2 separate regions of the Homo sapiens genome follow, and region 1 is linked to region 2. The links are chromatin loops, found by intact Hi-C in ENCODE. Cell type or tissue: IMR-90. All regions are shown on one strand. Each heading gives the region's core, and the rest is flanking DNA. Links, peaks and the distances in the headings are about the cores only.

Region 1 (7,785 bases), core at 1,751-4,250, 520 kb after region 2:
TAGAGATACGTATTGATGAAAACTAAAAGGGTCAACACTAACAAACACGCCAAGGACGTCCTAACCAACGTGGATGGGCCCTAACAGAAGGGCCTACACAGTCCTCTTCCTTCTCTGATAGGAAACCTTTCTCTCCAGGCCATAAAAACCTAGAGAGGAAACATGGATCATGAGGGCCCAGGTGAATTCCCACCCACCACCTTCTTGTGTATGGGAAAAAGCCACCCTCCTCTCTATGAACTGGGACTGTGAAGCTGTAAAAGAAAGTCACACAAGAACCTGAGCACTATCGCTGTTTGATACTGGCTATCATCAGTTCATGTCATCCACGGAACCGGATCTATCTTAAATTTTTTGTGTGGCGTCATTTTTGTTCCATCCCAGCACAGCCAACTATGGAAACAGAGCTTCAGGAAGAGAAGGGCCTTTCAACTGTGTTGAAAGGGCCCAGAGATTTCAGCTGCCAAGTCCTAGAGGCAATCAGAATGGCACCTGGCAGTGTTAACGAACTGAATGCAACATTTTTGAAAGGAGAGGTTTCTGTGGAACTGGAAAGGGGCTCTGGTTGTTTCCAGCTCACCACCAAAACTGGCTGGCCACAAAGAACCCAGGCAGGATGTACTCTGCTCAGACACACCCTCAGAGGGTGGGCAGGAGAGAGTGGACCCACAACTCCTGTTAGCCCAGAGGAGGGGTTACAGCTCTTGCTGCTTAACCTGAGAAATTTCCAGAAATTTCCTACCTGCTTCTACTGCAGAATAATCATCTGGCGACTGTTTCTAGTGAGCATGTCCCATGCAACAGGCTTTCCTGAGCCCCCGAAAGAGCATACAAGTCAAAGGAAAAAGGACATGAGGATGATTTATTTGGCAGTCAGATCTTAAGAGGGCAGCAGAACTAGCAAATGGCCAACCCTGAGCCCAAATGTGGGCAGTAGGTTTGTGTGTGCTGAATGCTGGCTATGCTATGAGGCACCTTTGCGCCCACGGGCCTGGACCCCGGCCTCTGTCCTCAGAGGTGAGGGCTGCCTTTCTAACCTTCCCATCTCCATCCCTGGATCTTTTTACCAGTTAGAAGCTGCAGCAAGGATGGCAGCTTCATTCAGCACCTAACTGCCTGTACCCCACCCACCCAGGAGTCAGGCAACTCCTCAATCCCTTTTTCATTCCTCAGGGAAAGCATACTGAGTCTTCTTTGACTTAAAAACAAAAAACCTCACCAAAATAGGCTCTGCTATTTCTTCTCTTCCCACCCTGGCCCGCCCCCCATTCCTGACAGTGCCTTACATCACAAACTAAGTCCTCTTAACACAGCAGGCAGCCCACCTGCCACTCTCCTCTCCAAGGTTTCCCTACAGGGGTGAGGAGCAGGAGGAGTAAATAACTTAGTTACAATACCATTGAGACGAAAAATAATACTGCTATTTTTAACATGATCCCCTGTATCTTTCAGGCTGGGTCATGTTCCCAGCCATGGGCAATGTGCCCTTGTGCTGTGTCCTCCTCCTCAGGCAGGGCAGAACCCTTCTCCATGCAGGCCCTACATTCCTCTGCCCTGGCTCCAGGGCCAAACTGCAGGGGCATCTAGCTTCTCACCCTGCCCAGCTGTGGTTTTAAAGCTACAGGACAATGTAAACTTTGTTTCCCTGGCCCAGCAAGGCTCCTCCTCCTCCTCCACTCTTAGGAATGTCAGTAGCTCCTTGGAGTCTCCTGTGCCACTGGCTGAGGCAGCCTCTCTCTCCAAGGGGCTTCGGCCATGGTCCTGGCCCCACAAGATGGAAGGATCCATCTCCAGAAGTCAGGGCCAGATGTGTGTGCTTAATGCGAAACACAGTACAGTTTTTGCCTTCATCCAGAGCTGGGGCATGGAGGCCCAAAACAGTAATAACATCTCATTAATGGCTTGGTTTCTGTCTAGCATTCACTGCTGGAATCCAGGCTTCAGGCTGCGAGACCCGGAAGGCCGCCACAGGGGGCTGCTTCCAAAGAACCCAGTTCGCGGCATTCTACAAGGCGCACAGCACCTGCTGCTCTCCAACGAGGCTGGGGTACAACTAGAGGCGGTTGTCTCCATTGACCCGAGTCCTTCTTGGGGCCCTGGACAGAAGGGAAGAGTGTCCTTACTGGCAGGCAGGGCCTTGCAGCCCAATGCCAGACAATATTACAACTTTTCTACCCAGGAGAAAGAAACACTGAAGAAGGAGGACCTAGCCACTGCCTTCCTGGCTCTAGCACCCCTCCATCTTCCTCACCTTCGTTCTCGACTGTCAAAATGGTCTGCGAGATGCTCCTGGGAGATGCGGAAGTCCTCAAACGGCTGCTGGTAGCGGGATTCAAAGGAGCCTTCCCGGGCTCGGCCATGAAACAGCTGGCCTGAGGCATCTGAGCCCCGCTCCCGCAGGGACGTACCACTGAAGGGACTGAGGTCACCATTCTCCTGCTTCAACGAAGCCAGGTGCACAAGAGGGTCAATGACTCCTCTGCACTTCTAGAGGCTGCTGCCTGGCTCTCCTCCCACCTACCCCAGGCCAGCCCACCCCTGCTGCAGATACCTTGGCAGGGAAAATGTCAATCTTGATCAGCAGGGAGGCCAACTCCAGGTCCTCACTGTAGTTGTTCTTCAAAGGCACTGCTCTGTATCCTAGGAGGAGGAAAAGCCTGGCCCTCAGCCCACGAGGGACAGAGCAAGGGGCCCAGCCCCACCCTGCCAGCAAGATTGCAGGGGCACTGCCTCCAGGAATGGTCCTCACCTGTCTTCAGGCCTTTTACTGGGAAAGTAGCCTGAGCCAGGAAATTCTGGTCACTAAACATGTCTTCCTCATACACCACGAAGCGCAGAAAGGCAAATTCAGGGTTACTGATCTGGAAGTGGAAGGGCTTGGCTGGCCATACAGGGTTGAGTCCATTGTCCACTGTGAAGGCAACGACAAAAGGCTTCAGGTCACCGTGGGAGAGGATGGGATGACTGGTGGGGAGAGGCTTGCAGTGCCCCAGCAGGATGAGGAGGATGACTGGGAAGACAGACTGACCCACAAACTCTGTCTTCTGCTTGGTGCTGTCATACTCAGCTCCAGCCACCTCAATCTCCACAAAAGGACACACAATGCCTCGGCCATTCTTTGGCAGATGTCGGGCCCCCAGCACCTGTAGGCAGACAAAGAAGGGCCTGGGATTGTCCTTCCTGCTCCCTCCAATTCCCCACTGCGGAGGCTCAGTCAGCATCTGTGGAGTGGAGGCAGCGCGCCCTCTGCTGGGCCCCCGGGACACTGCCCATGGAGTCCCTCACGACATCAGGGACCCTAAGCTGTCCAGAGCAGCTGCTGCCTGTAGTTTATCTGAAGTCTGAGCTTTAGCCAAAATTTCCATGTGAGTTTTGCAATCTACTTCATGTTAAATCCATTACTATTTTAACACAGAAATCTTTTAAATGACCTCCCCTTAGGGAAAAAAAAGATCTCATCAGAACAAAACAAGTCATCAGAACAAGTCACACCATGGCTCTGCACGTCCTAGATGCATACAGTGACTGCATGCTATCTTCACCCCTTCAAAGACTCAGCTCAGGCCCCACCCACCCTGACCACCTTGATGCCTGAAAATACCTACTTTTGGAGAACTCAACATAAACAGACTCCAACGGCAAGCAGCCCCTTTCCTACCCTGAAGCCCAGATGAGCAGCACCCACCTCAATAGAGATGGCACATGGCTCCAGCCCGCGGAGGCTGCTCTTGTCAAAGGGGTCGAAGGCCTCATCCCGCATGGTGCTTGGCTGCAGCACGTAGCCACAGTGCCTGCCCGTCATGAAGAGGGCCTGGTTCATCTGCATAGGCTTGTCTGGAAGAGGCAGATTATGGTGTATTCCAGTCCAGCTGCCCCACAGTGCCCCTCCTCACCCTCCTCACAGGGGACTTCCTCACCAGGGGTCTGGAAGTTGAGGGCCACAAGCTGACTGCCACAGATCCACATGGGCAAAGGATCGTAGTTGGAGGAATCCAGTCGCTGGCCCTTGGGGTAGATGCGGGAGAGCTGCAGTCGATTGTACTGAAGGAACTTCTTGCCTTTGGCCTTGTTCACGTATTTCTCAGCCTTGGTTTCCGGGAAGGATGACATGTCCCGGTAGCAAGCACGTTCTGTGCCAATCTCTGGGCCAAACAGGGAAAACACTTACAGAGCCCGCCCACCCAGGAAGTGTTGGGGGGATACCTAAATACTCTTTTTGCACCCACCAGGCCCTCCAGGCACATGCACACCCCGCCTGGGCCCTGGCCCTTACTCTCTTCATCAAAGGGAACAGGCCGGCAGTAGACGACAAGTTCAGAGAGCTCCAGGGCAATCTTCTTCCTCCGTTCCATTATCTTCCCTTCAGTGAGCTGGTGACACACACAAGGCCCTGTAGCCCCAGGCTACAGCCCTGCCCAGGAGAAGGAAGCCCCTGCCAACCTTGGGCATGCCCACACTGCAGGTGCTCTGGGCCCCTCTCCCACCTTCCCCTGTACCTTCCAGACACCACACCCAACAGTAAATGAGGGAGCTCTGTCCTCAGCCTCATCCTGAAATCATCTTTCCTCTTTTCTGTCCCAGAGGACACATTTGCCCTCCAACCCTCTTAGGGGGGGTGGGGGATACAGACTCCTCATCACCACCCATGTTCCCAGTGACCTTCCAGGGATCCTGGAATTGGCCACACTCCCAAATGACACTTTCTGACCATTTATTACCCAGCCTCATGCTGGGGTAAAAATGATTCTTCTGTGTTACCTGTGACTGCACTGGGGATACAGGCCCCTGGCTTGGTTTCCATCTGTGTCCTAAGGATGATCCTCACTGCCTCAGCGCCCCCAACTCAAATATAACCACCCACTCTTCATGGCAAATCTCCATGCCAAATCTCTACAGAAGCCCACTTACAAGCACCCCAACCCATCCTCTCCTGGAGGACTTTCTTTCAGTGGCTTTTTTTTTTTTTTTTTTTTTTTGAGACAGAGTCTTGCTCTGTCGCCCAGGCTGGAGTTCAGTGGCGTGATCTCGGCTCACTGCAATCTCCACCTCACGGGTTCAAGCGATTCTCCTGCCTCAGCCTCCCGAGTAGCTGGGATTACAGGTGCCGGCCAACATGCCCGGCTAATTTTTGTATTTTCAGTAGAGACAGGGTTTCACCATATTGGCCAGGCTGGTCTCGAAGTCCTGACCTCAAGTGATCTGCCCATCTCGGCCTCCCAAAGTGCTGGGATTACAGGCGTGAGCCACCACGCCCGGCCTCAGTGGCTCTTACATTCAGACTCTTCCCTTTTCAGCCTAGACCCCCAGATCCAGTCCTTCAACCACCTGGTATGCCAGCACCTTTTCCTTCTAGGGGACAGCCTGGCAAGCACCCTATCCCTTCTCTATTTGGCTTGCGGGTGCCCTCTCCAAAGCAGCTACAGACCCATCTACCAAATGCACTTGGTGAAAGGGCCACCAAGTAGGAATTCCCTAACCCTTGAGAATACTTCTCTGTTCCCCCAGGCTCAGGGGAAGAGGCCACCTTCTCCAGAAGGCTGGTCCTACCAGCTAAGCTTGGGCTCCATCTCCTCCCACACGCTGCTCGCTCCTTTCAGCCATCTGCATGAGAGCCTGCTCAAACCCCAGTCACCTGTTCTCTCCCTCAAGGACAGGCCCTACAAAGGCTCTGCTTTTGCCATTCCAGACTCCCTGCTGCCCACTGCCATCTAATGCCAGCCATGCTGCTGATGCAGCTCAAAAGTCTCACAAGGGCTATTAGCTGCTGCTGAATCCAAAGGGCACTTGCAAGTTCTTATCGTTCCTGTCTTTACCTCTGTAGCTCTCAACACAGCAGACCCTCTCCCTCACCAGTGGCCTGCAGTCTGTCTGACCTGCCTTTCCTGGGCTCCTTTCCTCGCCCATGCCTTCTCATATGGAGCTTCTCAATCCATCCCAAGTTCTCTTCCTATGCGACACCACCTCATCCCTTCTATGCCTCAGCCCCCACTCCACTCCTGCTTCCAGCCCAGGACTTCTCCTCTTACCTCTGGTCTTGTGTATCCAATTGCCCACTAAGCAGACCCACTTCAACGACCCATCAGTATCTCAAACTCAACACAACCTAAACACACCACATTGCATCTTATGTGTCTGTTTCTTCTCAATCCCTAGCTAAGGCAGGGGCTGTGGCCTATCTAGCATAGGCCATCGGCTGCCCCACTGCTCTGAGGGGGCCTGTGCTGGGAGCTGGAGGCCTCAGCTGCCTGACGGGCCCACACACTGCCCCCCAGAAGGTTCCAGCAGAATCTCACCCTGGCGTCTGCTGTCTGGGCCACTTCACGGATCTTTTTCACCCAGTCCTGCAGCTCCTCCTGTGAGTCGGCAGCAACATCCAGGGACCAGTGGGCCACCGACGCCATGCTGATGGAGAAGACGAAGAGCCGGTTGTTCTTGCCCTCAGGACGGATGGCTGGGAGGGCGAGAGCAGATAACAGCTGGGAATAGACATCTCACCCCCTCCACCCCACTCCACACCGCAGGCACTGGCTCAAATGAGTTCTATCTCATCCCATTTCCTCCTTCCCACACCCCATGAGGGGAAGGACTACTCTGCTGGCCCATTTGACAGATGACGACGCTACAACTCAAACAAGTCACTGCTGGTTGTGGTGGAGCCAGTGTTCCAACTCAGCTCTGACTCATGCTTCTTCCTCAGGCCGTGTCTCCCTCTCCACCCCATCTCCAAGCCTCTGTCACATCCCTGTGGTACAACCCATTAGGCCTGGGGATGTCAGCCAACCAGCAGCATCAACTTTGTTCTGCTGATTCTGACGGGTTCCCCAGTGCCTGGCATAGGTAAACATGCAGGGGTCAAAGCTGACAGTGACAAAGGGAGCCCAGGGTGTCAAGGGGATGTCCAGAGCATGGGGAGAGCTTGGAGTGAGGGCAGACTTTGGGGTTCAGCCATCAGCTTCCTCCCTAGGAGCAGGAAAGAGATACAAAGAAGAATCTCACCCTAGGGAACAGTGGGCAAGAGAAACAGATGGGAGCTCACCAATCTGACAAGCCGGCACATCCAAGACCCCCCGCAGCAAGTCCCCTAGGGGGCTGTTCTCGTCCAAGTGCTGTGGGAAGCAAAGCCCACCAATGGTCAGCATGGCTACTGCATATGTGTGTGAGGGGATATCCGTGTGCATGGGACAAATACATCTTGTGGGTGTACCTGTGACTGCCAAATGTAGCACAGGTATATGGGAGACTACGTGCATGGCCACATGGGCTGTGCGACCAGCCCATGTGACAGGTGTCTGTGCATGCACGTGCGTGCTTGGGACTGTGTGATGGGGGCATGCCAAGGAGAATCTGGGAATAGGGAATGCTGTTACTCAGGTGGTTCTGGTCTTACCTCCCTCTCCGGCTCCAGGGCCACGGGGTTGACCATCTCTTCCACGTAGTTTGATGGGAACCACAGCTGCTTCTTCCCTCCGTAGTCCCCTCGCCACCTGTGGGAGCCACAGGGTGCTGACCTCCAGCAACCACCCCGAACTCCCATGAGGAGGGTATCCTTTGGTAGGGGTTCCCATGCCTAAGCCAGGGTGAGGCAGGCACTGCTGGTGCACACAGGAGACAAGCACATCACAAATGCATGTCTTTGGGGCCCCAGCTCCACTGGGGCCCTTGGACTCTGGGCCTACCACACCACTGGCTTACCAGCCTCCCTCTTGCTTCTCCACATTCTGGATGATGGCGCTCTTGATGAAGGTCAGCTCGTCCTCCCTCTGGGCCTTGTAGTCAAAGAGGGCT
Region 2 (7,785 bases), core at 3,299-5,798:
AAAATAAATATTGGTGTTTCAGCCAGGCTCAGTGGCTCACGCCTGTATTCCCAGCACTTTGGGAGGCCGAGGCAGGTAGATCTCCTAAGGTCAGGAGTTCAAGACCAGTCTGGCCAACATGGAGGAACCCCATCTCTACTAAAAATACAAAACTTAGTGGGGCAAGGTGGTGTGCGCCTGTAGTCCTAGCTGCTTGGGAGGCTGAAGCACAAGAATCGTTTGAACCCAGGAGGCAGAGGTTGCAGTGAGCTGATATCATGCCACTGCACTCCAGCCTTGGTAACAGAACAAGATTCTGTCTCAAAAAAAAAAAAAAAAAATTGGTGTCTCAGTCACAAGAATGTGCCTCTGCAAACTTCTCACTGCAGGGAGCTGAGGGCACCAGCTGCTGTGCTTTAAAATCCATTGGCCACGCCTCCCCTGGAGATGCACCCCACCAATGACGGAGTGCTGAGTACAGAGTCAGACCCAGTCCTAACAGACAAGAGACTCCTTTGCTAGCTGACTTTGGCTCAAGGACTCCCTGAGGGTTTTGCAGAACCTTTGTTAGAATGCTCCTTCCTTCAGAATGCCAACAACCCAGGCTTCTCTCCCTCTCTCCTTTTCTTGGGGCTGGTGGCTCTCCTGGCCTTCTCTAGCTCCCTCCCTCCTTCCTTTCACACAAGCATTTCCCCTTGTAAAACAACTGCATGTTTCATCCCATCTTGGTGTCCATCTCTCAAAGTAGCTGACTAACAAAAATGGCAAGGCAATTCACAGTTCCCCGCCCAGATTTAGTAATGCACATAACACTTGTGGAACTTGGTGATGGGAATGGAGTAGGCAATAAATAATAGCTATGCGGAGGGAGAAGAAGGAAGTAGTGCAGGGCCAACCATGGAGAAAGGAATGTTTTACTGAAAGGGAGGACACAAGGTCTGAGGCAAATCATTCTGTTTGATTCTCCTTCACACCCAAAGTATCTCCATTACGGTAACATTTGGTTAACCACAGCACCAAAGTCAGTGTGAAGAGGGGAATATAGATTCAGGTAGTTGTCATATGCCTGTAATCAAGGCCAAAGCAGGAGGATCGCTTGAAGCCAGGAGTTCAAGACTAGTCTGGGCAACAGGGGGAGACCCCATCTCTACAAAAAATACAAAAAATAGCTGGGTGTGATGGCATGAACCTGCAGTCCCAGCTACTTGGGAGGCTGAGCGGGGAGGATCACTTGAGCCTGGGAGGTGGAGGTTGCAGTGAGCTGAGATCGTGCCACTGTACTCCAGCCTGGGTGACAGAGAGAGACTATGTCTCAAAAAAAAAAAATTGTCATCACAGTACAATTGAACTGGTATTAGTTCACCAATCATTTCAAGTCGCTTTTCAACAAAAACAAAGAGGAAAAAAAGCAGTAGCACAGGCCCCAAGACAAAATTGCACAAAATAAACCCAATGTCCTGAGCAACTCTAGTTCTCATACTGGAAAAACAGCGACCAGATTACTTGTGATGGTGATTAAGAACACTATTTCCATGAGAACCGTTCAGTGTGGAAGCAAAAGCACAATCTCTACACAAGTAATAAAGAGTTTCGGCTGGGTGCTTACACCTGTAATCCCAGCACTTTGGGAGGCCAAGGCGGGTGGATCACCTGAGGTCAGGAGGAATTCAAAACCAGCCTGGCCAACATGGTGAAACCTCGTCTCCACTAAAATACAAAAATTGGCCTGGCATGATGGCGGGTGCCTGTAATCCAAGCTACTCAGGAGGCTGAGGCAGGAGAATCACTTGAACCCAGGAAGTATAGGTTGCAGTGAGCTGAGATCGCGCCATTGTACTCCAGCCTGGGTGAGAGAGCCAGCCTCTGTCTCAAAAAAAAAGAAAAAATTGGGAGGCTGAGGCGGGCGGATCACGAGGTCAGGAGATCGAGACCATGGTGAAACCCCATCTCTACTAAAAAATACAAAAAATTAGCCAGGCATGGTGGCGGGCGCCTGTAGTCCCAGCTACCTGGGAGGCTGAGGCAGGAGAACGGCGTGAGCCCAGGAGGCGGAGCTTGCAGTGAGCCGATATCACACCACTGCACTCCAGCCTGGGCAACAGAGTGAGACTCCGTCTCAAAAAAAAAAAGAAAAAATAGTAATAATAATAAAGAGTTTCAAGGAGAAAACACAGGGTGAGAGAAGGTGCAGTGGGGGGCACAAAGTGGATTTGAATCTGTATATGACACAAAAGTTCCCTGGGACTTAACCAACATCGTGTACATGGCACATGGTAGGAGCTTAATAAATGATGGTTACCCAGATACATGAATAGCTCACTCAAGGTTGTAGCTCACCACTCATAGATTCATCAAAGAAATATTTGTAGGCCGGGCGGGGTGGCTCATGCCTGTAATCCCAGCACTTTGGGAGGCCAAGGCGGGTGGATCATGAGATCAGGAGATCAAGACCATCCTGGCCAACATGGTGAAACCCTGTCTCTACTAAAGATACAAAAATTATCCAGGCGTGGTGGCGTGTGCCTGTAGTCCCAGCTACTCAGGAGGCTGAGTCAGGAGAATCACTTGAATCCAGGAGGCAGAGGTTGCAGTGAGCCAAGATTGCACTCCAGCCTGGGCAACAGAGCAAAACTGTGTCTCAAAAAAAAAAAAAAAAGAAAGAAAAAGAAAAGAAAGATTTGTAGAAAGCCTACCACGTGCCAGGTTCTGTGCTAGGCACCGATGATGTCACCATGAATAAGGAAGTTGAAGTCCTTGCCCCCACAGTCCTTCTTCAGAGAAATCTCCTTTGCAGACATTTTACATGGATCCCTCTACCTCTGTCTTTCTACATTCACAGACTGAATATGAGCCCATATCTATCAGACTTGAAGCCCCCATGGGCTGGTCCAAGGGTAGTACGTCATCCAAATTTATTAACATTAGTGTCACTAAGATTGCTATGCAACGCCCCACTGTGAAATTTGACTTGTCTTTTAAAAAATTAAATTAAATTAAACTAAAAGTTAAAAATAATGCCCACTTGAGTTGCTTCTGAAATATTCTCTTGGTCTCTGAAACCAAGTAGACTTACCCATGTAAAATTATCCTTGATGCAACCTTGGATTTCTATTGGCCTTTGTATTAGTCATCTATTGTTGCTTAACAAATTATACCAAAACTTAACAGCTTAAAATAACAAGCATTTATTATCTCATAGAGCCAAGGTGTGACTTAGCTGAATGGCCTGGCTCATGGTCTCTCATGAGGTTTCTTGCCATTAAGGTGTTAGCCAGGGATTTAGTCTCTGAAGACTCGACTGAGGCTGGAGGATCTGCTCCCAAGGTGGTACTCTGACATGACTAATAAGGTGACACTGGCTGTTGACAGTAGGCTCAGTTCTCTACTACATGGGTCTCTCAAGACTCCTAATGACATGGCACCTGGCTTTCCCTAGCATGACAGAAAGAGAGAGACAAAACCAGAGACAGAGAGACCAAGAGAGAAGCTATGATGTATTTTAACCTGATCTGAGAAGTGACATACCATAATTTCTCCTGTATTCTGTTTTTGGTGGGGTGTTTTTGTTTTTGTTTGTTTGTTCGAGACAGGGTCTTGCTCTGTCACCCAGGCTGGAGTGCAATGGCATGAACACAGCTCACTGCAGCCTCAACCTCCTGGGCTTAAGCAATTATCCCGCCTCAGCCTCCGTAGTATCTGGGACTACAGACTCACACCACCATGCCTGGCTAGTTTTTGTATTTTTTGTAGAGACGAGGTCTCATTTTGTTGTCCAGGCTGGTCTCTAATTCCTGGGCTCAAGCAATCCTCCTGCCTCGGCCTCCCAAAGTGCTGGGATTATAGGCATAAGCCACTATGCCCGGCCCTGCTTCTCCTGCATTCTGCTGGTGACACAGACCATTACTGCTGCTACATGGGAGGGGACCAGATAGGGTTTGAAAACCAGGAGGCAGGATCATTGGTGGCCCTCTTAGAAACTGCTTACCACAGTCTCCAAGAAGAACCCCCTCTCCCCCAAACTCCACCTAAACTCTGGAACAGGGAGGTGTGCAGATTTCACTGTTTCAAACTACGGAGGCCCACAACAAACAGTGAATTTACTCTGTCCTGGAAACTCATGTTTTAAGCCCAGTAGAACTGCTTTTCCTCAATTATACTTGAGCGTCATGCCATAGGCCTGCATAAAAGGACATTATAAGAAACAGCTCCAATTAAGTCACCGCTGTATTGCATCACTGTTCAGTCAGCTGACCCACGGGAAAAATATCTCTTTGGTCTCAGGGTCAGGAAAAGTTGAGCTTCTCCCAAATATTTGTTTTTCTCACATAAAATCTAGAATTTTATTACCACTCACATTTCCCTCTTTACTTTGGCCATTTGGAAGCTCGGAGCCAAATGTGTAAGCCTTTGCTGGTGTTGATCTTTTTGAGCTAATGTCATCCTGGAGTTATTTCTTCCACTTGTTTTCTATTTTCTCCAGCTACCTCAACTTTTTGTCTTATCCTTTTGTATATTTTGTACTTTTGTAATTCCCCTCAAAGCTTTTGTGGATTGAGATGGAGTTTAAATACACAATAAAATTAGTTTTTGCCCAAAAGACTGATGACCTGCATGTGCCATCTAGTGGTGAGAGAGACAACTGCCAGAATAGAAACCTCCCTGATTTTTCAGATGTGTTTTAGATGGGAGAGTGGTGAGTAGTGGGCAAGGGAAGAGGAGGGAGACCGGGCCCCCTCTGTGTGCTTTGTCAGGAAATTGAAACTGCTGAGGATTAAAGAGCCTCTAGGCAGGGCCAAGGAGCAGGTGATTCAATGGCTGGAAATGAAGATGATTTATCAGAATCTGAAGAAACAATCAAAAAATAGTGAAGAATGAGGAAGGCACTGGAAGTGGAAGGGTTAAGAAAAAAAACTGTTAGTAAAAGTAAACAATGAAAATGGACCTAATTGAAGCAAGTAATCACTTGAAAGGTGCTTAATGTAGGTTGATCACAGATGTGACCAGCCATTTTTTAAACATTCACATTAACTGTAGAAAGAAGCTTAGAGTCCAATGTTTTTATTTTACTTGAGAGAAAACTGGGGCACAGAAGCATTGAGCATCTTGTTCAAGGTCATACAGCCTATGAGCCCCAGGTCCAGGGTAACTCCTAGATCAGTCCTCTTTCCCCAGCACCACCCTACTCCTAACTGTATATAGCAGATGCTCATTTGGGCTTTCATTTTGCACACAGGGTTTCACAAGAAAAATGAGGTCATTACATAAAAATGCTGGATCCAGCATATTTTCAATGAATTATTACTAGCTGGTTTTGTAGCTACCCCCCTGACCTACCCCCAAAATGTCAGGGTGGTGGTTCAAAGCACTGGCTTCGTTAATCTTCACCATGTGGCAAGTCATCAGTTCACAATGATAGAGAAGGATTCCAGAAGCCAATGGCAGTAGGTGAGGGAGCCCCAATCTGGGGAAGAGAAAGTAAATTCACTCATCTACCATGTTAACCTAGCATCTGCTCTGGGCCAAGTTCTAGGCAGTTTGCTGGGGTGGCAATATCAACAATGCACTGGCCATGTCTGGAGCTATACGTATCCCATCTCCCTGTACCCTGACCTGTGTTCTTGGACACAACTTCAGCTAAAACTGAGGCATAGCTTGGATCTGGAGGGCCCTTGAAGACCTAGCCCAGGGATCTGTAGTCTCAAGTTGAATGTCTTGGAAACAGCCTGAAGTCAGGAACCAATGAGGGGGCTGGAGATACTGTCTAAAAAGGAACTTGAGACATTCCCATACTGGAAAGCACAAATATGGAACATTTTACTCATCTGAAAGAGTTCTATTAAACAGCACTGGCCAAGAGTGCCCTTTCCTGGATTTTCTGCTCCTCTGAGTCCTACCAGTTCTCCTAAGCCCTTCAGCAGCTGATATCAGCAGAGACTGATATGAGTCACTGATTCCTGGAAAAGACAGAACTCTGGTACAATGGCTGTTCCAAGTTGATGTCCTCAGAGGTACAAATGACACACCAGAGACAGAAGTTGTTTCTTAAACTTTCCGGGCTTCTGTGCTAGTAACGGGTGCCAGATGGGGCAAAAAGAACAGAAGGAATATTGAGGGGCTCAACCTTTGAGATCAGAAAGACCCAATTTCCTACCGAGGTTCTCCATTACTAGTTGGGTAATCTTTAGGCAGAGCCTTTGGGCACCAGTTTTCTTAGCAGCAAAAACTGAGAACTATGATTGTCACAAAGATTAAATGAGACAGTGGATGAGACAGTATCTGGCTCATGGGTAAGTGTAGATTTTTTACTCATCTCTTCTTGCGTCCTTTTGGATGCTAATTTCCACTCTGCCAAGGATAAGAACCACATGTCACCTTCTCATCAGGTGACAAGTGGAGGCTAGTCATGGCTAGCTGTTCCACTCATTCTCTTAATGAATATTTGTTATGAAAACAGCAATGGCCAGGTGTGGTGGCTCACATCTGTAATCCCAGCACTTTGGGTCACCTGAGTTCAGGAGTTTGAGACCAGCCTGACCAACATGGTGAAACCCCATCTCTACTAAATACAAAAAATTAGCTGGGCGTGGTAGCGCATGCCTGTAATCCAGCTACTTGGGAGGCTGAGGCAGGAGAATCACTTGAACCCGGGAGGCGGAGGTTGCAGTGAGCCGACATTGCACTGGACTCCAGCCTGGGCGACAGAGCAAGAATCCGTCTCAAAAAAAAAAAAAAAGAAAAGAAAGAAAGAAAAGAGCAACTGCCAGGCCTTGTGTTCTGCATCATACAAAGATAGAAAACACATCCCCAAGAGGAGGAGCTCACTGTCTCTTGGGAAAGACTGGTAGGCAAACCAGTAGTTACACAGCAGGGGGACAAGAAGTGAATTGAGAGTGCACAAGGAGAGCACAGAGGTGATGATATTTCAGCCAAGACAAAGTGTGAATAGAAGTTTGCCTGATCAGCAAGCACATAGGAGAGGGCATGCCAAGCAGAGATAACAGAACTTGCAAAAAAGGAAGACTGGAAAGTGAGGTAAATCCAATTACGAAGGTCTCTGAGCACTGTGCTGAGGAGTTTGAGCTAAAACTTGTAGGGGACACAAAGCCTCTAAAGGAAAGTCAAGTCATCATATTTGAGTACTGAAAATATTCCTATACTGCCAGTGTGGATATGGTTTAGAAGAGGCAAGACTAGGCTGGGTGCAGTGGCTCACACCTGTAATCCCAGCACTTTGGGAGGCCCGGCGGGTGGATCACCTGAGGTCAAGAGTTTGAGACCAGCCTGACCAACATGGAGAAACCCCGTCTCTACTAAAAATACAAAATTAGCCGGACGTGGTGGCGCATGCCTATAATCCCAGCTACTCATGAGGCTGAGGCAGGAGAATCGCTTGAACCTGGGAGGTGGAGGTTGCGGTGAGCCAAGATTGTGCCACTACACTCCAGCCTGGGCAACAAGAGTGAAACTCTGTCTCAAAAAAAAGAAAAGAAAAGAAGAGGCAAGACTGGTAAAAGGAAAGCCAGTCTCAATTTGTTCCACTCTCCCCTACTTCACTGTGTTCCAATCACAAGGGACTTCTCTGAGTTCCTTGAATTGCAAAACACCAAGCTCTTCCCCGCTCAGAGCCTTTGCACTTGCTGATCCCTCTGCCTGGACTACTCTTCTCTTGGCTGTTACACAGCTTCCTTCTTCTCAGCCTTCTTCAAGCATTTCAGACCAAACATTTCTTTCTTTCCCTAATCAATCTAATGTATCAATTTTCCTCCATTATTCTCTCTTGTAGCATCCTGGGGGTGGGGGTGTTCT

What was found. Peaks named below come from ENCODE experiments on the same cell type or tissue, not always from the same donor. Only the 100,000 strongest peaks of a DNase experiment are listed, where the experiment ranks them.
Region 1: it touches region 2 in a loop (5-fold over the local background); 2 of 110 quality-filtered maps call a loop at or near these places.

Annotation. Positions count from the first base shown.
Region 1 is chr20:41,168,778-41,176,562 of GRCh38, reverse strand. It overlaps PLCG1 (phospholipase C gamma 1), which reads right to left. Exons shown (of 32, transcript NM_002660.3): 21 at 7,693-7,785; 22 at 7,388-7,484; 23 at 7,037-7,106; 24 at 6,294-6,451; 25 at 4,274-4,370; 26 at 3,918-4,142; 27 at 3,686-3,834; 28 at 3,029-3,143; 29 at 2,750-2,911; 30 at 2,552-2,640; 31 at 2,252-2,439; 32 at 1-2,096. The coding sequence ends at 2,054. It overlaps MIR6871 (microRNA 6871), which reads right to left and starts at 7,540; the gene lies at 7,485-7,540. RefSeq lists an enhancer at 2,999-3,048. In IMR-90, for the core only: a CTCF peak has its summit at 3,244 (motif pointing left); a DNase peak (open chromatin) is centred at 3,302; H3K27ac peaks cover 1,579 bases.
Region 2 is chr20:41,694,792-41,702,576 of GRCh38, reverse strand. No RefSeq gene overlaps it. Among named protein-coding and RNA genes, the nearest start is that of CHD6, 80 kb to the right of the region's middle. RefSeq lists a silencer at 3,073-3,367. In IMR-90, for the core only: a CTCF peak has its summit at 4,599 (motif pointing left); no DNase peak of the experiment used is centred there.